3 separate regions of the Mus musculus genome follow, and regions 2 and 3 are each linked to region 1. Evidence: chromatin loops called from intact Hi-C (ENCODE). Cell type or tissue: left cerebral cortex. All regions are shown on one strand.

Region 1 (8,000 bases):
AGTTTTCTCTATGCTTACCGCTTGGTCAGAAGTGATATCAGAAAATAGAATTACTCTTCAGTCTAGCCAGCACTTGTTTGCAGAGATGGAAATCACTAAAAACTGGATTCAGGCCTTGGAGCACGATACCTGACACAGTCCCTGGCTTCTCATGCACACACAAAGGCACATACATCCATGTACCTACATGCTTTCACAAACATGCATGAGCATTTACACATGCACTTGCATATACACAAAAAGGAACCCAGCTACAACAGACCACTTCAGTGCAGCCTGCCACTCATCATCTCAGAATTCAGCTTCTGGTGTGTGTGCACATGTATGTGCAAGCACAAGTGTGCATCCACATGCATGCCGAAGCCAGAGGAGGTTGCGGCGATCCTGCTCTGTAATGTTACTGGGCTGTTGAGTGACTCTATTGCTGCCTTCTTAACTACTCCACAGTCCTCCCACAGCGCCTGGCATTCTTGACATTCAAGTCACCTCTTTGACTCAAGTTCTGGGATAATTAAATAGAGTTATAGTAACATACAGGTTCTGGGACATTACTACTGGAAACTGCATGGCACTGTATAACGCTTGTGTGGTGGGAAAAAAGTAAAAAGAAAAAAATTAAAAAGAGAGAAGCCAGAGTTGACCAAGAAATGTCCCACTTGTTTTGGCTGCTTTTGAGGAGCCTCCATATCTTGAGTGACTACTTTTTCTATTCTCAGAGGATTTCTGCCTTAGTTAGGGTTTTATTATTGTGAGGAGACACCAAGACCAAGGCAACTCTTTTTTTGTTTGTTTGTTTTTCGAGAAAGGGTTTCTCTGTGTAGCCCTGGCTGTCCTGGAACTCACTTTGTAGACCAGGCTGGCCTCGAACTCAGAAATCTGCCTGCCTCTGCCTCCCAAGTGCTGGGATTAAAGGCGTGCACCATCACTACCTGGCCCCAAGGCAAACTCTTATAAAGGAAAACATTTAGTTAGGGGTTTGCTTACAGTTTTAGAAGTTCAGTCTCTTATCATTGTGGTGGGAAGCATGGCATCATATAGACAGACTTAGTGCTGGAGCAGCCAAGAGTTCTACATCTTGATCCAAAGGCAGCAGAAGGAGACTAAGTTCCTTAGCCAACCAGGAGGAGACTGGACTCCACACTGGGCAGAGCCTGAGCACGGGAGACCTCAAAGCCCACCTACACAGTGACACACTTCCTTCAATAAGGCCACACCTCCTCCAACAAGGCCCCACCTCCTCCAATAATGCCACACCTCCTAATAGTGCCACTCCCTATGAGCTAAGCGTTCAAACACATGAGTCCAAATCTATTCAAACCATCACAGTACTATATCAGACAGTTGTGAGCCACAATGTGGAATTGAACCAGGGTCCTTTGGAAGAACAGCCAGTGCTGGGAAGCACTAATGAAGTCAGTAGTTGTAGGATGTGGATAGTCAAAGTATCTTGAGCATGGTTTGACTAAACGTCAAACCATGGCAGGCAGTGACAGGGTGGAAACCCATCTGCTGCCACTTCAATATCTGTAAGTAAAAAAGCTAAAGCCCTCAACAGCCAGAGAAGCAGCCTTGGTGGAGGCATTGTAGTCCATGCTCCACCCTGCCATCTTAGTTTTAAACCTGTTCTGTCATGTTTTCTGGTCACCACCTATTACGTAGCCTGTCCAGCCTTCCACCTCTAACAGAAACACAAACTTTCCTAAATAAATTCACTTCAGTTACAGAAATGCACCTATTTAAGCACACCGAGTGGCAAAAAGCACAACTGGAAAGCTACTGCCAAACCCTGAAGGTGGAACTTAACTGTTTGGTTTAGAAAACACTGAGATAGTCACCAATTTAACTGTTAGTTGCAGCATGCAAACAGTTAAAACCTGAACCTGAGAAATCTCAGCAGCATTTCAGAACACACGTCCGCATGGCAGACAAACCCTTTATTGTCCTGACGCTCAAGACCCGAGACAATGTAGGATGTGCCAGTGGATTCAGGTGGTCATGGCTGCCACCATGAAACTGATGGGGACAGTGCCAGGCATCCTGCTCTGGGCTAAAGGACAAGGCAAAGTGAGTTAGCATACAAACACAGACTGCCATCCTCTTATGCAGAGGCAGCCTAAGGCAATCTGAGCAGTACCTGGCAACCTTCTGAATAGACGAGACTGATGGGCCAGCTTAGTGTGCTTGGTTTGGAGGTAATATTATCTATAATTATGTGCCAAACACGTTGTTGCTGTTGTTTTACTCTTTACTTTTTAGAGAATCCTACAGAGACATGCATTTTTATTCATTTACACACTGGGAGGTGTGCTATGGTGCTCATGTGGAGATCAGAGGACAACCGGTGAGATTCAGTGCTCACTTTCCACCATATAGATTCCAGGGATCAAACTCAGGTTGTTGTGCTGTGGGGCAAGCTCTTTTTACCCACTAAGCCATCTCATTGGCCTTATGTGCCCAAATCTTTAATTACGTTCTCTTGCTTTGTCTAGGTTTCCTAGTGTCATTCTCCAGTGAGAGTTCTCCTGCATATCAAAGATGGTCAAATGTCCCAAATGGGCAGTAGGGATAGCAGCTCCCCCAGTCCCCATCACAGCCCCTGCTATAATGACGGTCCCTGTGCCTCCCTGGAGAGGCAAGTAAGAAAAGATCCAGTGCTGCATTGGAACTGTCTCTCCTTCCCATCCATAAGACCACAGAAGCATTGTATCGGCAGTGTAGAGAGAGGAGATCGACTTCACTCTCACTACCATAGTACACAGGTAGATCATGCTAAGGAAGAAACACCCTCAGCATGTTAGCAACATATCAAACAGCCAGCCCAGGATGTTTAGCATCCTGATGGATGCTGCAAAGTGAGGCTAACTCAAGGATTTGCGTTATAAACCAGAGGTCTCTTCAAAAACTCTAAATGAGGATGGGGTGGAGATGGCAGAACACTGTCTTGACATGACATGGCTGTGAGCCAATAGAAGCTGTGATTGCCTGCCCATGACCTGAGTACGTTTAAACCCTTTAGCATACTGCCATAAAGTGGGTAAGGGCTCAGAAGGCCCCCACCCCTACCTGAAGATTTAACAGATGTTGATGTTTCCTTGGTTCCTTGGGAGGGAGAGACATTTTCTTTATGTGGTTTCACCACTGGTAACTGCTCAGGCTCCTATAACCCCCTCATGTATGCTCCTGTAAGCAATCTAGTTAAACCCCTTTGGGACACACACATTCAGGAGACTAGTTCAGAATAAAGGAGAGATCAGATGGAATGGGAGGGGAACCCTCCCCCTTTTTTGAAACCCTTCTTGGTTCTGACAAGTCCAAGGATTCATTTCTAATAGGCTCCCGATTATGTTTTGTTTTGTTTTGTTTTGTTTCCTTCTTATAGACAGAGTCTGTCTACATAGCCCTGGCTACCTTGGAACTCACTATGCTGACCAAGCTGGACTGGAACTCACAGAAATTCACAGAAAGTCTCTTGACTGCTGGGATTAAAGTCGAGAGCCACTATGCCGTCTCTGATCAAGCTTTTAACAATTATTTGATAAGTCAAATGGCCAAGGTAATTTCTCATCTAGGGATACTTACAGGGGAATTTGGGAAGAGAAGCAATTGTATTTTCTAAGATAAGTTTTAAAAGTTAATTCTTAAGGTTGTGTGTGTGTCTAACTATTACTTGATGTGAAACTAGAATCCAGCGGGCACTAGGAGTTGGCACAATGTAGACAGACTACTTGTAACTTTTTATTAAGCACAACTCCCAGGTATCTTGAACCAAAGTTTTATTAGGGATTCTGTCCCCCGTGTCAGCAGCATAGCTGACCTTCCCGAGCATGGGGGATTGAATTTGTACAGGGACTGACCAGATATCCGCGCACACCCCAACACACACCACGAATTTCTCGGGGGGGGGGGGTCTTGGCCTTGGCTACTCACAGAGTCTGGGTGCTGGGCGGCAGGCTGGGGATTCGGTGGAGCTCCTTGCAGGTGACTCTGAAGTCGTCCTCCTGGTGACACTCACAGGGTGGAGACGCACACTCTTTGCCCCGCAGGCTCCTGGACAGGGCGAGCAGCAGAACAAGCAGCAGCAGGGACCCTGGCCTCATTTTCCAAGGGACCCTCTGGGCTACTTCATCGTTGCGCGCTGTCGCCACATTCTCAGTGCCCTGCGTCTGACGCTGGAAGAGACCCGGGTGCAGGAGGGGAAGGGAGGGAGGAGGAGGGCTCCGAGGGGCTGTGACCTCATCGCTGGAGAGCACGCTGGAGAGGGGGAAGGAGAGGCTCTCAAGTGCTCCGCTTGCCTAGGCAACTCTCCATCCAAACAAGCCTGCTTGCGGCACTTCATCAGCCTCGCAGCGCCTTCTGTTCCGAGACACCCAACCTCGGTCCCTGTGTCGTTCCCTCCCTGTCACCTATTAGTTCTTTCTTAAGTCTAGACACGCTTTCGTCTCTCCTGGTCTCCGAACTCCTGAAGCTACATTTCCCGACTGAGCAGCCTTTAAGAGCTGTGCCGACCGGGGACCCACCCAAATGGGCTCCGTCTAATGTCTCCACGGAGGGGACTGTTGTGGGACTCTCTAGTGTCCCGTGGAACTTCGGCTTCTCCAGGTTAAAAGTCTCCGGAGCAGTCAGCACAACCCGTGACAGCTTAGAGTGCAGCTGAAGGGGGACGAGTCACTCCGGGCGAGACAATCCTCCATGCTGTCTAGCTGGAACAGCCACGGTCCAGCTTGGAGGCGCCACTAAACGTCTGGAGATGCTGCTCTCACCAAACCCAGCAGCTCCGTGAAGTCAGGCGCTGGGCTCTGGGGCCATCTGCTGTAGATAACTGGGAACTGCGCACACAGGTTCCCTTGCCTGCACGGTAACAGTCTGGTTTTACGAATCTGCTTAGAATCCTAGACACTTTTCATTCTCATCCACCCTCTCCAGAAATCCAGAATGAAGAGAACACTTAAGTGCCACCTTGCTCTTCTCACACCCACCAAGAATATTAGCTACAAATGTAAACTAGATTGTGTCAATTTTCTTCTTGGAAGTATAACTGCTTGCTCGTTCCTCTAGGAGCAAAAGGAATACTAACTCCTCACATGCCACACGGCTTCTTTTACAGGTAACTCCAGAGCAGGAGGGAAAGGTGTGGTGGTGGAAATCAGAAGAAACATGAAGAGAGAAGGCTCTAAAAATACAGGATGGAGGTTAAGGGCAGGTAAATATTAAGATTTATTGAACTGTACCTTTAAGATATACACATCCCCATGTTTATAGAAACTTTATTGTCACCCCAAAGTGTAAACAACCCCACGTGTCCTTCAAGAAAACTGTGAATGCACAAACAATATTTCATAGAAAATGAATCGAGCTCTAGTTTACATGACATGTACAAATCTAGAACACGACTGGCAAGCACAAGGAACTAAATTCACAGCATTATGTACTTATGTGTGATCATTCCTATACATGACATTATGTGGTATTTTCGGTGGAAGTAAAGCCAGGGCTGGGGATAAAGCTCAGTTGGTAGAGTGCTTGCCTACCATGTTCAAGGCTCCAAACCTAGCCAAGTGTAAACTTGGTGTGGTGGGATACTTCTGCAATCCCAGCTGTGGGAGTCAGAGGCAGGAGGATCAAGGTACTTGGCTACATAGCAACTTGTAGGCCACCATAGGCTCTATGAGGCTCCAAAGGACTGAAGTCTTGAGAAGGAGGATGACTACAAACAGACACCCAGAGACTTTTCCTGGAAAATGAGATTGTTTACAGTCTCCTCTCTGCTGCACACATAGCAACTTGTAAATGTGGAGAGCTATAGTGCTTGCATTTTGAATGTTAAGCCCATCTTAAATCCAGGGATAAACACCCTTCGACTTTTCTGAATGTATTCTTGCAGCAATACATTTCTTTACTGAAATTCTATTTGAGGGTTTTGTGTAGATGTGCCTAAGGCAAAGTGGCCTGTTGCTCTTTATCTTTTGTATATTTTGTTCTCAGTAATTGATTCTTTCATCACGGAGTGAATTGAGAGATATCTTCTCTTTTCTACATTTCTATTAGGGTTTGTATACATTGCGCTTATCTGATAGAATTACATTAAAAACACTTGAGCACTGAGTTTTCCACTACAAACTGAACTTCTAAAGATAATATTCTCTTTGAGGCAGCTTGGGTAGCTTCTAGGTTATAAAGGATTTGTTATCTGTTCCTGACTCCATTGCCATAAAGTTATTTTTTTTTACAGTGTTCTCTCTATACATGTATACAAACATGTGTAATTGGTTCTAATGTCGACTCATTCATACCCAACATTCCCATTTTTGTGTCTTCATTCTGTTCTTTCTTTCTTTTTTTCTTTTTTCCTTCCTTCCTTCCTTCCTTCCTTTCTTTCTCTCTCTCTCTCTCTCTCTCTCTCTCTCTCTCTCTCTCTCTCTCTCTCTCTTTCTTTTTTTTCGAGACAGGGTTTCTCTGTATAGCCCTGGCTGTCCTGAACTCACTTTGTAGACCAGGCTGGCCTCAAACTCAGAAATCCACCTGCCTCTGTCTCCCGAGTGCTGGGATTAAAGGCATGCACCACCACGCCTGGCCATTCTGTTTTTCTTATTGGCATAGTTAGATGTTTGTTAATTTCATTGTAATTCTCAGCACAGTATATTTTCGGTTCATGGATTCACTATTGAATCTATGAGTTTCCATATTCTAGTTCATCTACACTGGCTTGTCAGCTGGGATTGCCATTGCGCAGGTCTTGTTTAGGTGGCCATATTTCTGAGATTTCCTGGGTGCAGCTTCTCCGTCATATACAGAAGACACTATATCTCAGCAGACATCCTGGTTCTCTGATGCTTACAATCTTTCCATCTCCCTCTCTCACAGGCTTTAGGTGTGCGGGTTATGTTGTAGATGCATCAATTGGGGGTTGGGTACCCAGTGGTTCTTAGCTCTCTGCATTTTGACCAACTGTGGCTTTCTATAATGTGGTCCACATGTTACACAAAGAAACTTCTTTGATGAGGAGAGTGAGGTCTTAGTTAACTTCCCTGTTGCTGTTCTAAAATAACCTGGAAAAATAACTCTATGGAGAAAAGGTTTATTCTTGTTCACAGTCCAAGAGTAGATCCATAGGGAGGTCAAGGTAGCAGGAACTTGAGGCAGCTGGTCACACACATCGGGAAGGAGAGAGCTATGGACGCATGCCGGTGTTCAGTGCCTCTTTCTCATTTCCTATGGTCCAGGATCTCAGCCAGGAAATAGTGATGCCCACAGTGGGTGGGTCCTCCCACCTCAGTTAAACTACTCAAGAGAATCCTACACAGGCGTGACCAGAGGCAGTTTCCCCAGATGATTATAGATTTTGTTGATGACGAACACTAACCATCACGTGTGTGTCTATGATTCTTGTCAAAATTGGAAAGTTTCAGCCATACGTCTTTTATGTCCCTTTATTGGACTGCTTCTCTGTTAGGATTCCAATAGTTGCGCTTATAATATGCTGCCGCAACTAATTCAGTTACTTACCTGCAAAGTCATCCAGGCCCTGAAGTTTCCAATGGATGTCAGGAGCAGCTTGGTTAGCAAAAGCTGTCTTCACTGCTGATGGGTTTCTTGGGCTTCTGGGTGAAAGCCTGTATAGGTCCTATAGGCTTCAACATGTCTCTTTAGATATTCTCTGGGGCTTTCATTCTTTCCCTGTGTCACGTGGCTTACCTTGGATAAACTTATGGGTCACCTGTCAGCCTCTTGGAGGCTCCCCTTCAGAATCTGACAGTAGACCCAGAGCCTCCAATTGCAGGATTTTCCCTGTCCAATTACATTAAAATATTAGTGCATCAGGAGGCTTGTGATTGGACAGGGAAAAGGGAGGCGGAGTGAAGAGTTGGAGAGACAGCACCTCAGGGGAGAGAGGAGGAGGCAGAGATGGAAAGCAGACAGACAGGAAGAAGAACCCCAACCAGCGTGGCTTTAATAGCCACAGGTAGTTATGATATCATAAGGTTAGAATAACTGGGATAATT
Region 2 (8,000 bases), 400 kb before region 1:
TACCCTAAGCAGGAAGAAGACCCCAGCGTTAACTGAAGAGAGCCTGGTTGCCTCCCTCCGGCCTCTTAGCTTTATTAAACAGCTCTTTCCTTGTCACCATTCTGGACCATGAGACAGAGGTGTGAGGGAGGGGTCAGACACACCGCCATGGCCTGCAGCTGTGTTCCCCTCCGCTCCTTCCACCAGCCCTCTTGAATAGCTTAATGCAGTGATTCTCAAGCTAGGGTAGGGATCAAACAACCCTTTTCCCAGGGGTCACCTAAGCCCATCAGAAAACTCGGATATTTCCATCATGATCCATAACAGCATTGATATTATAATAAGTCTTTGTTTGTGTCGTTCCCTGCACAGCCTTTATTGTGTCCACTGCGTCACTGAGGTAAATCTGAGGTAAATCTGAGGTAGATGAGTGCGCAGGGAAGAATGAACGGAGAATGGCTCTGTCCGCTAAGAGACATCTCCACCGCTGACTGAACACCAAGGTACTTGGCATACATTACTGAGCTGGATTATAATGATGACTCCATGATGTCACTCCCTCTTCCATCTCTCTCCCAACCGCTGAAGAAGCAAACTCCTGAAAGGCTGAGCAACTTGAGATTGCTCAACTGGTGCTAGTCATAAAAAAAAAACAAAAAACCTCAAATGCAAATAAAAGATGTTCCTGGCTCGAATACCCAGGTTCTTTACTGTGATATGCTATGCCCTGAATGCAGCGTGGTAAGCTCTATAATAGAGATGTGGACAGTCCTGTGGGGAACAGAAAGAGTAATGACACAAAGGGCAACATCTGCCCCCTTCCATGTCACCCTGTCCACACTGACAGGCTGTTCTGTATTTAGCATGGGCTGCTAAAATTGTTTACAGGTGCCGGGTGTGGTGGCGCACACCTTTAATCCCAGCACTTGGGAGGCAGAGGCAGGTGGATTTCTGAGTTCGAGGCCAGCCTGGTCTACAGAGTGAGTTTCAGGACAGCCAGGGTTACACAGAGAAACCCTGTCTCGGAAAAAAAAAAAAATGTGTTTACAAGTATCCTGGTATCATGCTGTGACTATAAGCATGACAGGCATCTGGAGTGTTGTGAGGGCCACACATCTCTGCTCCACCATGTCTAGGGCAGGGTGAAATGGCTATAGGAGCCTTGTGACCAGGACCTGAACCTTTTACCCTAGGCCTAGCATCTCTACCTGAAGCCAGAATAACCAAAGGTCCATCCTGCACTCACAAGCTTGGCTCCTGGGCTAGCCTGCCCCAAACCTCTGGGAGCCGGCCAGGGTCTCTCTAAGGGTGGAGAAAGAATAAAGACTCAAAGCAAACATCCAGAGAGCTCAAGTAGAGCTGCAGGCTGCTTTAGGGTTGCATTTCACAAATTAGCATGGAAATGGGCAATGTCTGGTGTCTAGATTGCTTCTCTACAAGGTGGGAATGCAAGGACAATGCCAGGAATTAAACAACAGCCCATGCTGGAGGACTTCATCGGTGGCCTTCAGCAACTTCTCACGCCCAAGCTGTTTCTGTAGTACCAATTTTTCAGGGGTTTCTGATGTAACTGTCATCTGCCCAGTTTGCCTATAGATTTTAGATCACCCGCTCCATTATGACACAGCTGGGCTATTGAAGATTAGTGGAGCCAGCGAGTGCCTATGTGTGTGTGGACACTCAGTGCCAGCTGTGCCTGCCTCAGTTCTTCTGGCTTCTCGTTTCCTGAGGCTCCCTGAGGCCTCTCTGCCCTCTAGCCAGGCTTGTGCTCCAGTCTCCGCTTAGACTCCACTGGGTCCACATTAAGTCAAGCCCATCTGATATGCACCCTTGTGTGTTTCTTAGATAGTTCTTCTTATCATTGATTACAGTCTTTGCCTGCTGTACTCTCCTGGCTTGTAAATCCCAAAACAGGCACCAGTCTGTCTTGTTCACCCGCAGGGGTCCAGAGCTCAGCAGGATGCCCAACATGCAAATTAATTTGTTTCATTTTTTTGAATCAGCAGATGGAGTTTCTAGTTGGAAGAACATGAAAAAAGGGGGCGTTGACATCCAGAGAAAGTGCAGACGTGCAAATGGACATTTAACAGTTTGAGTGGTGCCCCATGGCTTAGCCACTGTGTATGAGACTTCCCTGAACTCTCTCAAATCCCAAGAAGGATGAACATATCCTTCCAAGAAACCAGCTTAGGAGAGGGACAAGTGGCCCACATCACCTGGAGGGAGGCCTGCTCAGGAATCTCTCCCCCACACAGGCGGTGTCCAAGAAATAGGAACAGAACGTTTAACATTGAGCTCGACCCACTGGAGTAACAAAGCCCTTTCCAAACTAAGAAGAGGAAACATGGAGTACTTAGAGCATCAATGAAAAGAAACCAAAACAACCTCTGCCCTCTTTAGCTCTGCTGTGCCAATCCCATCCAATGCTACCTGGGTGTTTACTGCACCCAAGACTGGACCAGAAAGGAGGAGAAAGGCAGTGTAGCCAGGGGGCCTGTGAGTGCCACCAGGAGCTGCCACCTTTGCCCTGTGTCTACTAACTTCCATGGGACATGGGCCCTTCCATGCATATCTTTCTTCACTCAGAAAGCCTGGCTATCATAAAGATGAAAAACTTGCCTGGAATATATATAGTTGAGCCCCTTTTTCTCAAAAGTCTTATCGAGTTGGTAAAGTACCATTAAACACTAGCTGATCACTAAAAATGTCTAGTTCCTTTTTAGGATTCTGTAGCTCCAGCGGTTACACAGCCATCTTCGTCCTGTGGGGTGTGGTTATGTAGACAGAATGGGTACACAGAGAACAGAGACCACAATGCAGACAGACTCCTCTCACTCTCCCAGTACTGCTTCCATCTAAGCTAAACAGCAAGTCGGGCTGAACTATCTACCATTCACTTGTCGACCAGGCAAGTCCAACCTACACCCGCTTGCCACGTGCACCCAAAGGCAGCAAAATGATTGCAACCTAGCACAAAATCGTAAACTCGCTGGTTACATCATGAGATTATTTTGTTACTCAATTGCACGATCCTCAAATGTGAACGCTGTAGATGATAACACCATGTTCCCATCTACGTCAAATGATTGAATGCATCAGTTCAGAGTCTAAGCTCTTGTGTGCGCCTGTTTTCAACTAGGAATCTCACATTGTTTTTTAATCTGGACCTATCTATCAGTTCCTCTTGAGGTAAAGAAGACAAAGTCATGAGGCTATCTGGGCAGAAGAATGGAACGACTCGGGGTGGGGATGGGGGGGGCAAGGAGCATGAGATCAGGGGCAGTGAGGAAGGGAATGAAGGAGAATGACGTTATAATGAGACACATATATGAAAATATCGCAATGAAATCAATTACTTTATAAGCAAATGTAATCCTCTAAAAAACATGGGTGTAGTTTCCAAAATATCCCCTAGAGGGCACCAGAGTGTCACACCGGAAAAAAAGTTGTGCGTGGTTTTGTTGTTGTTGTTGTTGTCTTGTTTTGTTTTGCTTTGCTTTGTTTTTAAAAAGACAAGTTGGGGTGTGGAGGGCACAGGTAATGGAATATGGAGTGTAAAAAAAATAAATTAATTTTTATCATAAAAAAGACAAGTTTTCCAGTATTTTGTTTGTTTGTTTTGTTTTGTTTTGTTTTTCCAGGCTACTTTTCTGAAATGAAGTCTGAGGTCAGATGTTCCTCACAAGAATATAACTGTACCTTCTAGAAGCATCCTTGGGGCCTCTTGGCATCATCAGCACTCCCTCATTGTATTATCATACATAATACTGAAGTTGCAGGGAACACATGTCACCTGACACCAAGGAGCCATCTGGTCTACCCAGGTCCTGGATGCAGTGTCATAAGAAACAAAGTCCTCCTGGGCTTGCACGCTCTCCCGTGGGTCTCCACTGGCGGCTTCCTCCTTTGGCATCTACCAAGTTGTTCCTTCCACAACCATGTGAAGCAGGGAGAGTAAGGAGGATTAAGCATTTGGTGTGGGAAACTCCCAGGACTTGCCTCCAGTTGTAGCTAATTCAGAGATGGGCCCAGGGAGAGAGGGACATCTGCTAAGAGTCTCCCTAGAGAGCCTCTCCACAGTGCTCTGGCTCCATCTTCTGACATGAGGACTACCATTCACTAGCAGCTACCCACTTCCCTCTGGGGACGTAATCACACTGCTCCCCTTTCCTCGAAGATCACTGATCCTTACTGGGTGCTGTGAGCTTCTGGGCTGTTGTCAGAAAATCAGTCTCTTGCTGATAAAGAAATTGCAGCACGTCACAAATTTCTATGTGCTTTGTCTCTTGGTCCTGGTGTGTTGTGACACCCTTTGTCTTAGTTAGGGTTTTACTGCTGTGAACAGATACCACAACCAAGGCAAATCTTATAAAACAAAAAACAAACAAACAAAAAAAAAACCATTTAATTGGGTCTGGCTTACAGGTTCAGAGGTTCAGTCCGTTATCATCAAGGTGGGACCATGGCAGCATGCAGGCAGGCATGGTGCAGGAGGAGCTGAGAGTTCTACATCTTCACCTGAAGGCTGATGGCAGAATATTGGCTTCCAGGCAGCTAGGATGAGGGTCTTAAAGACCACACCCACAGTGACACACCTACTCCAACAAGGCCATACCTCCTAATAGTGCCACTCCCTGGGCCAAGTATATACAATCCATCACACCCTTACTACTTTGTTCTGTCTGTCTGTTCTTCTGTCTGTCTGTTTTTCAAGAAAGGGTTTCTCTGTATAGGTCTGGCTGTCCTGGAAATCTGTGTGTAGACCAGGCTGGCCTCCAATGCACAGAGATCCACCTGCCTCTGCCTCCCAAGTGCTGGGATTAAAGGAATAATGCCACCCCCACTCCCACCCCTTACTTCACCACACCCCACCCCCACCCCAGCATTTCTTTGTTCTATCATCTAAGGTCTCAATGCTTTGCTACATAGTTTCCAAGGACTTTTGACTTCTTAAATGCAGCCTCCTAAAAGAGAAAGACCTTGGGAAATGAGGAAAGTGATCAGGGCTAGTTACAATGCCTAAACAGGCAAATAAGAATCTGTCCAAGTTGATACTCTTTAAACATATCTAGCAATCAGGAAAGAAGAGGATTAGCAAGATGTTTCATTGAGTAAAGTGTTTGCTACACTGATCTTAGACCCTCGGATGTCATTAAAAGTTCATGGTGGGGGCTGGTGAGATGGCTCAGTGGGTAAGAGCACCCGACTGCTCTTCCGAAGGTCCAGAGTTCAAATCCCAGCAACCACATGGTGGCTCACAACCATCCGTAAGGAGATCTGACTCCCTCTTCTGGAGTGTCTGAAGACAGCTACAATGTACTTACATATAATAAATAAATAAATCTTAAAAAAAAAAAAAGTTCATGGTGGCATAATGGTGACATCCAGCACTGTGGGGGCAGAGACAGAAGGACCACTGGCTAGTCAGATGATCTGGTGGAATTAGTGAGCTCCAGATTCAAAGAGAGACTCTGTTTCAAAATGTAAGGTGGAGAGGAACAGAGGGCGGGTGATAGTGACTTATGGTTTCCACACTTGGCACACACACCTGCATACATCATGCACACACCTACAGAGAGGGAGAGGGAGAGGAGAGAGGGAGAAGGAGAATCAGAACAGAATAACAAAATACATAGGAGGATTCTGGGAGCACTCTGGACTCATCTTCCTTAAAGTCAGCTGGCAGCCAGCCAGCACTTCCTGGGCAGACAGACCCCTTGGGTGTGAAATGAGACAACTCCCCAACCCACCTCCCACAAACACACCTTCCAGGCCAATGCCAGATGTTCCCTGAGAAAAACTCTTGTTCATGTAGCTTCCCCCCCCCGCCCTCAATTTTTTGTTTGCTTTTGTATGTGTACATCGTTGCTGATCAAACCCAGGGTCTTACCCATGCTAGGTCCAACAGCTAAGCTCCCAAACAGCCCCTGGCCAACATCCTCCTGCCTTTCCTGATCCCTCCTGGTGAATGGCATGAATAGAAACTGTCCTCTCCCATCAGGGGCAGGAAGCTGATTCCCCTTCCGGAAGACTGGGCAATGGCTGGCAAAAGCTTGCGAGGAAGAAAACAGGCTTGATGATGGATTGTGAGGGGAAGCAGCTGGGTGTGGTGAGGGAAGCCTTCCCTCTTTCTGTGTGGGAGCTCAAGGTTTCTCCCAGAGACCCAGAGCCATGCGGGAGCTCTACATCTCCTCAGTAGATATATGCTCAGGGTTCACTTGCCTGTCCTAGAGCAGAACCTATTATAATTTTGTTACCTTTTAAAAAAAATTGGGGGTGGGTGAAGTTATGTGGGTACTCACCCATGTGTGGGGGTCAGAGGACAACTTTCAGGAGTTGGTCTCTCCTCAGCCACCAATGCATTGTAATGACAGAAAGTTGGGCACCTTTATTGGCTGGATAATCTCTCCTGCCCAATGACCTAGAATACCTCCTTTAATGTGGAAGGGTATTTTGTCCACATGTATGTCTGTGTACCATTTGCATGCCTTGTACCCTCAGAGGCCGAAAGAGGCCATCAGAGCCCCTGAAACGGGAATTATATATGGTTATGAGATACCTTGTGGGTACTGGGAATAGAACCTGGTTCCTCTAGAAGAGCAGCCAGTGCTCTGAACCATCTCTCCAGTCCTATCTAGAATAATTTTTAAGGGACATGCCTTCTTTGTTCATTATCCTTCACGTCTCTTTCAGATGCTACTGAACGCAGTTCTATAGATGGGAGCTATTCCACGAGTCGTGGGGAATGGTATCATTTGTGAAAACTCCTTTTTAATTCAGCTTTTTTTGGAGACAAGTTCTCTCTGTGTAGCCCTGGTTGTTCAGGAACTCACTCTGTAGCCCAGGCTGGCCTCAGATTCACAAACATTCACCTGCCTCTCTGCCTATGGACTGTTGGGATTAAAGGTATTTGCCACTACTGCCCAGCTAATGAGAATTTTTTTAAAGCCAGGAAAATTAGGAGGAGGAGGAAGAGGAGGAGGAAGAAGAGGAAGAGAGGGGGAGAGAGGGATAGAAGAAGAAAGGAAGGAAGGAAAGAAGAGAGAGAGAGAGAAGAAAGAGAAAAGAAGAAAGGACCTGGAAGGAAGGAAGGAAGGAAGGAAGGAAGGAAGGAAGGAAGGAAGGAAGGAAGGAAGGAAGAGAGAGAGGGAAGGAAGGAAGGAAGGAAGGAAGGAAGGAAGGAAGGAAGGAAGGAAGGAAGGAAAGAAGGAAGGAAGAGAGGGATGGAAGGATGGATGGATAGCTGAAACCTTTCTGAGTAAGTCAAGAAAAAAAACATGGCTACCTATACCTGAGCTCATGTTCTCTCACTCATTCCCTGTTCTGCTCCGAATGTCTATAGCAGAGTCTAGGGACACCCTTGGTGGTCCCCAGGCGTCTGGGAAGGTGGCCCTCCCTAGCATGGATAGATAGCAACCTCAACAGTTGAAAATTCCTGGAGGGTCTCCAGTGGTCACACCAGACTCTCTCTGTCACCAGCCTCTCAGATTTGCTCCCATATGCATGTGCACACTTGTAAGAATACCACATGATCTTATCATCTATCCAGACGCCATCTCTAGCACAGATATAGTATATATATATATATATATCTGTTTCTTACTGTGCACATATTTGTATATCAACTGAGAAGATAATTCCTGCTGGGGGCCTGCTCCAGCCAGGGCTGAAGTGGGACACAGCATTGTATGACAGTCAAAGACTGATGGTCCCTGGCCTTATAATCTTTCAATTTGTGCTTTAAGAATGCTGGTGTACTTCCTCTTTTGTGCTTTAAGTTCTGGTTTCTTTTCTCTAACTATATCATGATTTAATAAGTGTGGTTTCTTATTATTCTATGGATAAACACCGCTGGTTTCTGGTAATAAACGCCTGTTAGTAACAGTGGATTAGAAGAAAAAAAAAAAAAAAAGCTTAGTTACCTAGTCTTTTCCTTCTGGTTCAAATGCCCCTCACTGGCCAGGCGAGAGGCTTGGAGCTCATTAACTCTTTGTGAACCAGCGGGAAAAGAAAAAGAAGAG
Region 3 (8,000 bases), 160 kb before region 1:
TGGAACCCTAGTTCCCAGGAAGAGTAGCCAGTGCTTGTAATCACTGAGCTGTTTGGATATACAAGGAAGATGGGAACAGGAATGGTTATAGCTCATGTTAGTTGATACCCCTTAGTAGGATGCTTGTCTTCTAACTTGGTAATTTCTAGATTCTTTGGCTTGAAAGCAGTATACATTTCTTGGTGCATTAATTGTTACTGAAATAGCAACTTGGATATATTCTTTTTTGCCTTAGGCCAGCTGCTTCAGGTGGTCAGAGCAGCCAATGGTGCCCAGTATATCTTGCAGCCTCAGCAGTCAGTTGTTCTACAACAACAAGTTATACCACAAATGCAGCCTGGTGGAGTCCAAGCTCCTGTTATCCAGCAGGTAAGCAGTATAACCTACAGGCCCCGTGGTATCCATTTCCTTGGGCTTCTGCCTCTGCCGCTGCTGGAGTTGTATGACTTTCTTGTGTGCTTCCCCACTCTTTCCCCCAGACAAGTTAATAGGTGTGCAGCAGTCAGAAACAATTGTACTGAGTTAAGATTATATGCCTTCAAGCTTAATGTACATTTCTCCTGTTTAAAACTGAATTATTATTAGTTTGGTTTTGGACGTTTGATCCCTCTAACCGGTTTCTAATTGGTGATTTTGTTTCTGTAGGTCTTAGCCCCACTTCCTGGAGGGATTTCACCACAGACAGGCGTCATCATCCAGCCACAGCAAATCTTATTTACAGGAAATAAGACTCAGGTCATTCCTACAACAGTGGCAGCACCCGCCCCGGCACAAGCGCCGATGCCTGCAGCCGGACAGCAGCAGCCACAGGCCCAGCCTGCCCAACAGCAAGCTCCGTTGGTGCTGCAAGTTGATGGAACAGGGGATACATCTTCTGAGGAAGATGAAGATGAAGAAGAAGACTATGATGATGATGAGGAAGAAGATAAAGAGAAAGATGGAGCTGAAGATGGGCAGGTGGAAGAAGTAAGTTTCTATAAAAGCTTTGAAAAGAAAAGGCACTCATCATTCACTTTTGCTAAGCATGCAAATTATATGCTTTTTTTTTCCCCCAGAGGCAGAGAGAGGTGGATGCTCGCACTTAGTTTTTTCCATATACTGTCAAATCCCCAAGCCTAGGGTGTGGTGCTGTACACTTGGGCGTGTGAGTCTTCCTAAGTCAGTTAATATTTTTATCACAGTCCACTGTAGGCATGCTCAGGACCTAGATAATCCCTCATAGATATGCCCTGAGTGAGGTACATCTCCCAGGAAATACAATATAGGTCCTGATGGTGTTAACAGTAACTATTATACGCTCATTTTAAAGGTATGTGTATCAAGTGGGTACTATATTAATAGGGATAGTGACGATAGTGCAGATCAAAGATATCTGAAATGTGGTTTAAGCATAATGTATTGGTAAAAAGATAGATGTAATTGATTATGTCTTTTAGTGATTAAAAAGGTATGACGGTCTGGGGAGAGAGGAACCTGGAGAAAAACTGAATGTGACAGATGCAGCCACAGCCATGCTTGGCCTTTGTTGTATTCCATAGCAGGTCCTCAATAATCCGATCTTCATACTTTTTTCTTTTTTCTTTTCTTTCTTTTTTTCCGAGACAGGGTTTCTCTGTGTAGCCCTGGCTGTCCTGTAACTCTCTCTGTAGACCAGGCTGGCCTCGAACTCAGAAATCAGCCTGCCTCTGCCTCTACTTGAGTTTTCTTGTCCATGTATAGCAGAAGTACAATATGTTTAAATGTAGTTTCTGTTAAATTTTCTTAAAATGATGTCACTAAGGTTCATCTAGGTCACAGTCTATAGCTCATTTTTACTCTTGATTGTACTATAATTTGATTGCCCTCTTCTGGATCTAGTGAGCATTTGGGTGGCTTGTGTTCTGCGAGCTCCTGAGTTTCTCTTTAGTATTACACACGAACATGGACTTGCCATCTGACCTGACTGAGACTATCCTGCCATGTCTGTAACTTGTAGATGTCAGTATGTTATCAATTCCTGATAGTGGCAGACTGTTGAGTTTTTTCCAGTCTGAAAAGTGGTGTCTTTAGTTGGAACTTCCTTAACTACTCAGGAGCCTCAGTTGCTTTGCATGCATTTGCTTGTTACTATATTTTTACTGTGTCAAATGGCCAGTGTGCATTATTTCTAACCCTTTCCCAAATCTTAGTCTTTTCATAAGTGACATTTACATTACATTGTGTTTCTCCAGCTTGCTTGCGTTATAGACATGTACAGAATTTGTAATAGTCATCGTTGCGCCAGCCTCATGGTTTTGTACTAATGCCTTCGTTGACTTTTTTGTGTTTTAATGTGGAAGATTTTTTTATAATGTTCTATGATTAACTGTATTTGTTGTTGTTGTTGCTGTTGTTGTTGTTTTTGTTGTTGTTTTCCCTTATAGATGTCTTTTGGGGCTAAGTGAGCACCAAGTGTTTTGCTTTTTTTTTTTAAATTATAAGGAAATGTATTTTATTATGAAATGCCTTTCTGCAGCCATTGGTTGCTGTATCCCACTCATAGACGGCTATTTATGAATTTTTTTGAGTGGTCCTAATTTGCAAACCAGTCTTGAGTTCTCTATGTGACACAGCTTGGTCATTATGTATTCTCTCCCTAACTGCTATACTCACATTGACAGAAGTTTATGTCAATATGTATGAACGCTTTTGTAATTTCTTTTCTCATAATCCTCTCACCAGTTCTTATATTGATAGTATCCTTAGGAAAGATTTTTTGTTTGTTTGTTTTTGTTTTCTTTCTTCCTTTCTTTCTTCTTTTTTTTTTTTTTTTTTTTTTCTGGTTTTGCGAGACAGGGTTTCTCTGTGTAGCCCTGGCTGTCCTGGAACTCAGAAATCTGCCTCCCTCTGCCTCCCAAGTGCTGGGATTAAAGGCATACGCCACCATGCCCAGCGAAAGGATTTGTATTTTAAAAAAATTATATAATCTCTTCCTGTGTTTTGTTTTTAATTGTTTTTGAGACAGGGTCTCCTTAAGTCTCCCTGGCTGGCCTGGAACATAATGCCTCCTGTGTTCTAGGATCAAAGTTGTGCACCTCTGTCCCTGCCTTGCTAAACTCGAGGGAGGGGGTGGTTTTTGGTTTTGTTGTTTGTTGTTTTGAGACAGGCTCTGTAGCTCTGGCTGTCCTGGGACTTGGTATGTAGACCATGGTGGTCTGTACCTCCACCTCCCAGGTGATGGGATTAAAGGCATGTGACACCATGAACAGCATCTGGATATTTGCTGCTTGGTACTGTATTCTGCCATTGAACCACCCACTGCTCAGCTCAAGAGTGTATAAGAAAGTCTCAGCCTTACAACTTTAAGCAGTTCAGTTCTGCCAGCAATCTGAATGAGCTTGGAAAGACCCCAAAGGGTCAGCTGACAATACGTCCTGTCGGACCATACATTTTAACCTGTGTGAGACTGAACAGGGAAACTTCCTCTGGTTGCTTATTCTTTTGACCCTCAGAAACTAATAACAGATGTGGTTTTCTTTTCCTAAGCATTTTTAGTTGTTAGGGAAATGGAAATTTAAACCACAATTGGGGGTCATCATACCTACTAGAAAAACTATAATTAAAAAAACCAAAACATTACATGTATGACTGATTGGACGTATTTCCATGTATTACATGCATTCATTGCCTACAGAGGCCAGAGGAGTGGGTGTCAGATCCCTGGAATTGAAGTTATATGGTTGTGAGCTGCCCTGTGGGTGCTGGAATTGAACCCAGGCCTTCTGGAAAAGCAGCCAATACTCTTTTTGGGGAGGGGGGGGTGTTTCGAGACAGGGTTTCTCTGTGTAGCCCTGACTGTCCTGGAACTCACTTTGTAGAGTTCATGCTGGCCTCCAACTCAGCAATCCGCCTTCTTCTCCCACTCACCTCACACACACACACACACCCCCCCCCCCCCCCCCCCCCGCCAAAGTGCAGGGATTAAAGGTGTGTGCCACCACGCCCAGCTGCAGCCAATACTCAAATTGCTCAGCCATTTCTCCAGGTAGCAATGGTGTAATTTTAAAAGACATGAGTCATAAATGATGGTGAAGATTTGGAACCCTTAACGTGTTTCTGGTGTGAATATTAAGTGGTACGGACGGCTTTTAAGGGAAACAGTGTACTGGTGGTTTTCAGAGTTAAGCAGAGAATTAGCAGTGTGCTGCTAAGTTTCACTTGCAAATGCATATAGCAAAGCATTGAAGCAGGAGTTCAGACAAAAACATGTACATGAGTGCTCACAGTGATCCTCTTGTCACTGTCCAAACAATGCAAGTATGGGGACTGTCTGTGAATGGCAAAGGAAATGTGGCATATCTATACAGTAGAATAGTATTTGGCTCTAAGAAGCTCAAAGTACTGTGCATGCTGCTCCATGAGTCTACGTTGAACATCGAAAAGCACAGCACAAACACCCACAGGTACCCACAGAATAGGCAAATTGATGACGTCAGGAAGCAGATTGGTGGTTGCCAGGAGATAGTGATTGCTTATGGGTAAAGTTGGTGGAGTGCTCTGGAGCTATGGAGGTAGGAAGTGTATTTTCTAAACAGTTTAATCATTTTTTTTTCACTTAACATAGACATTTGTGTTCAAAGAGTATGTATGTCACATGTCACCCCATGTGTGAGTGGCACATGCCTAGGCTTTAACATCCTTGACTGGTTTCCTTCCTCCCTCTGTTTTGTCTTGTCGTCATTTAAATCTGAGTTAAAGCTTTTATCTAACACCACAAATGCAGTTTATCCTTATTTTATCCCCTTCTTTGGTTTTATTTTTGGCCCTGAGATATTTCATCCTCTATGTTTAAGACAAATTTAAATCTTAATTCTTTTTTCCACCACGTCATATTGACAGACAGTATTGATCGGCATTTAGAATCTTAATCTTTAGTACAGTCCTGAGGCCATACTGCAAACCAATTGTATTCTTTCTTCTTCAATGTCATTTTTTTTTCTTTTAAATTGTTGCTGGTACATAATATCATGACCTCATGAAGCCTTCATATCTTCTTAGGTTTATTTCTAGTCATCTGAAACACGAGAATTTATCTTGTGCGGTTACTAATGAATAAGGAAATTAAAAAATATGTGCCTGAGTGTTTTGCCTGCATGTATGTTCACTACATGAGTGCTTGGTACCCAGGGAGGTCTGAAGAGGACATCTGGTGCCCTGAGATGCAGTTAGAAATGGTTGTGAGCTGCCATAGTAGATGCTGGGCAGTGAACCCAGGTCTTCTACATGAGCAGACAATGCTTTCTAATGAGCTCCAAAGGAAATAAATGATAACCCCCTTTGAATCTTACGAGTTCTCTAGCTTAACTTTTCTTAAATTCCCGCTGAATAACATTGGCAAAACCTTAAGCATTGACAACACTGCATTCAGTGTGTCCAGGTAAATGCCTGACATCCTTCCCAGAGACTGTCAAGGCCACGGTAATCCGTCACTACAGGAAACGTCATAGCAATCCATGAGATCTGGATAATAAGTCCCCTTTGGTTTTCAGGAGCCGCTCAACAGCGAGGATGACGTCAGTGACGAGGAAGGGCAGGAACTCTTTGACACTGAGAATGTTGTCGTCTGCCAGTATGATAAGGTAAGGACTTCACATTCAGTGTGAGCATTGTTTTTATTGTGATCTCTAAACCAGCTTTTCAGCCGTACTGAAACGTTTAGGCAGACGATGACTGCCTGTATTTGTGTTTTCTTTTCCTCCTGAGACCAGGTTTTATGTAACAGGATGGCCAGGAACTCCCTGTGTAGGAAGCTAGCTAGTCTAGGATGACTTTGTATTCACCTGTGCTCCTCCTGCTTCAGTCTGGGCACATGCCACCATGTCTGGCTTGCCTTCTTCCCTTTTATAGCCAGTGCGAAAAGACACATTGTGACTGTTTCACAGTTGTTTGAGTAGAATGAATAGATCTTAATTCCTTACCACTGCCTTTGGAAAGAAAGTAATGGGCAAAATGAGGAGACTTCATGATCATTTTTCTATTCATATGATGTCATCTTGTAACAGCGCCCCACGCCCCCCCCCCAGCTTTCCAATGACAGAACTAATGCAATAATTTTGTCTTTCATAAACTTTATGAGTTTTGTGAGATTTCTTAAATTTTTTTTATGTATTTTTCTCTTTGAGGAAGTTTAAAACCAAGCTGTTTGGAATTGATTATTGAGTTTTGTGGGGTTTTTTTTCCCTATTAGTTTATAAGGTTTTCGTTTTTTGATTTTTTTTTTCTTTTTTTTTTTGGTCTCCCCCCATTTTTAAATGTATGAGTGTTTTGCCTGCATATGTGTATGTGTACCACATTTGTGCCTGGTGCCTGCAAAGGTGAGAAAAGGTTTTCCAGATGCCCGGGAACTGGAGTTACAGAAGGTTATGAGCCACCCTGCAGATGATGGGAACCAAACCCTGGTCATCTGGAAGAGCAGCCAGTGCTCTTAACAGCTGAGCTAATTCTCTTAACTGCCTAGTAATTGCAGTTATTTTTTTTTATGATTATTATATGTTTAGGTCCTAAGCAGAATGTTCTTTTATAATATTTTTGTTAATAGCTCTCAGTGTTGTCCGTCTTCCTAACTCAGGCACTCCTGTGAAGAGGTCAGTCAGCCCCAAGGGTTGAGAACTGCTGCATTCGTGTTCCAGTTAGGATTTTTATAGTTACGTCTTTAAGCAATAAATGCTTATCGGTCATGAAACGGATTGTAAGTTCACATAGTATTGATTTTTCTTTGTACCCATGTGATTCTTTTCTTAAATGTTTAATGAGTAGCAGTAAGTACAAAGTACTCAGAGACTAGAATTTGGGTATGAATATGTATTTGTACATGAAATTCCCTTCCGATTAAAGAGATCTTACTTTTTTGTTGTTACAATGAGTATAAGTAGCTGTGCCTAACCAAACAGATCAGTAGGGGGACTGGCAATACAGTGTATCTTCCTTCTTAATTAAAAAAAGGCAAAGCCAGGTCAGCTGTATACCAATAACCTAAAGCCTGTTACATGATTGATCTGTTTTAGTGCATTGTGACTTCAGATGAATGTTTTTAATAATCTCTATCACAAACTGTGTAGCAGATGGGATTTTTTTGTTAGCTGCAGAAAGAGTATGAGGTTAAAACAGTAGTTAGTCTGAAAAGACCTGCTTGCAGCCAAATACCCAAAACACAGTTTCATGATGGCAGGTTACCAGACAAGAGCTTGACTAAAAAAATACTCCTGGAAGTATTTTCTTGTTTTAAGAGAATAGTGTATTCTCCTTTGATAAGCTCTATTCAGTTTTTTAAAAATTCCTGTTTTTTTTTTTTTTGCACGCCAGATTTCCTTTCCCTCCTGGTTCACCCTCTGACTGGTCCTCATCCCGCCCTGCTGTATTCAATTTTTAAGTGTAAAGTTGGTTTGTCTTGTTCCCAGATACATTCAGGTTTTAAACCAATAAAATGAGAGTAGGTATACATAGCCTAGTGAAGAACAATTTCAGAGTTTTCAGAGTTCTATTTGAAAAATTAGAAAGACTGAAAGACTAGAATGAGTGCTTAGGTAAGTTAAATGGTGAAGTAGCCTGGGTTATTTAAAATGAGAAATGAATGGGGTTTGGGCCAACTTGATTTTTTTAGAAGTTTTGTTTTGAAGCCTGGGCTTTGCATTTCAACAGTGAGTGAATTTTAAGAAAAGCACAGAAGGAATAATGAAGTTGTTGCCTGGCAAGTTGTGGCTTAGTTGAAATGCTAATAGAATGGCAAGTTTCTGCTGATTAAAGAGCAAACACTTGGAGCACTGGTGAAAACAGTAGAATGTGAGGGAAACATTGTTAGAGGTAATTTTAGTTGAATACATTTTCTTTGGACATTAAAGATATTTTGTTGGCATTTGGTGTATTTATGAAGGGCTTAGGCTAGTAAAGGAATGCTTTTAAATTTGTACTTTGTACTTCTGTGCAAACATAAATATTACTCAACATGACTTCAGTTTTGAATTTTTGGACTTCTTTCTGAATAT

Evidence for each region. Peaks named below come from ENCODE experiments on the same cell type or tissue, not always from the same donor. Only the 100,000 strongest peaks of a DNase experiment are listed, where the experiment ranks them.
Region 2: it touches region 1 in a loop (6-fold over the local background); 25 of 42 quality-filtered maps call a loop at or near these places.
Region 3: it touches region 1 in a loop (2.3-fold over the local background); 3 of 42 quality-filtered maps call a loop at or near these places.

What each region holds. Positions count from the first base shown.
Region 1 is chr12:91,397,182-91,405,181 of GRCm38, reverse strand. Tshr (thyroid stimulating hormone receptor) reads right to left here and starts at 4,189. Exons shown (of 10, transcript NM_011648.5): 1 at 3,928-4,189. The coding sequence starts at 4,097. In left cerebral cortex, a CTCF peak has its summit at 4,808 (motif pointing left); DNase peaks (open chromatin) are centred at 4,334 and 4,795; H3K4me3 peaks cover 712 bases.
Region 2 is chr12:91,794,984-91,802,983 of GRCm38, reverse strand. No RefSeq gene overlaps it. Among named protein-coding and RNA genes, the nearest start is that of Ston2, 13 kb to the right of the region's middle. In left cerebral cortex, a CTCF peak has its summit at 3,385 (motif pointing right); a DNase peak (open chromatin) is centred at 3,402.
Region 3 is chr12:91,560,506-91,568,505 of GRCm38, reverse strand. Gtf2a1 (general transcription factor II A, 1) reads left to right here. Exons shown (of 9, transcript NM_031391.2): 6 at 236-369; 7 at 646-966; 8 at 5,508-5,597. Among named protein-coding and RNA genes, the nearest start is that of Gm25776, 9.1 kb to the left of the region's middle. In left cerebral cortex, no CTCF peak of the experiment used is centred here; a DNase peak (open chromatin) is centred at 4,440.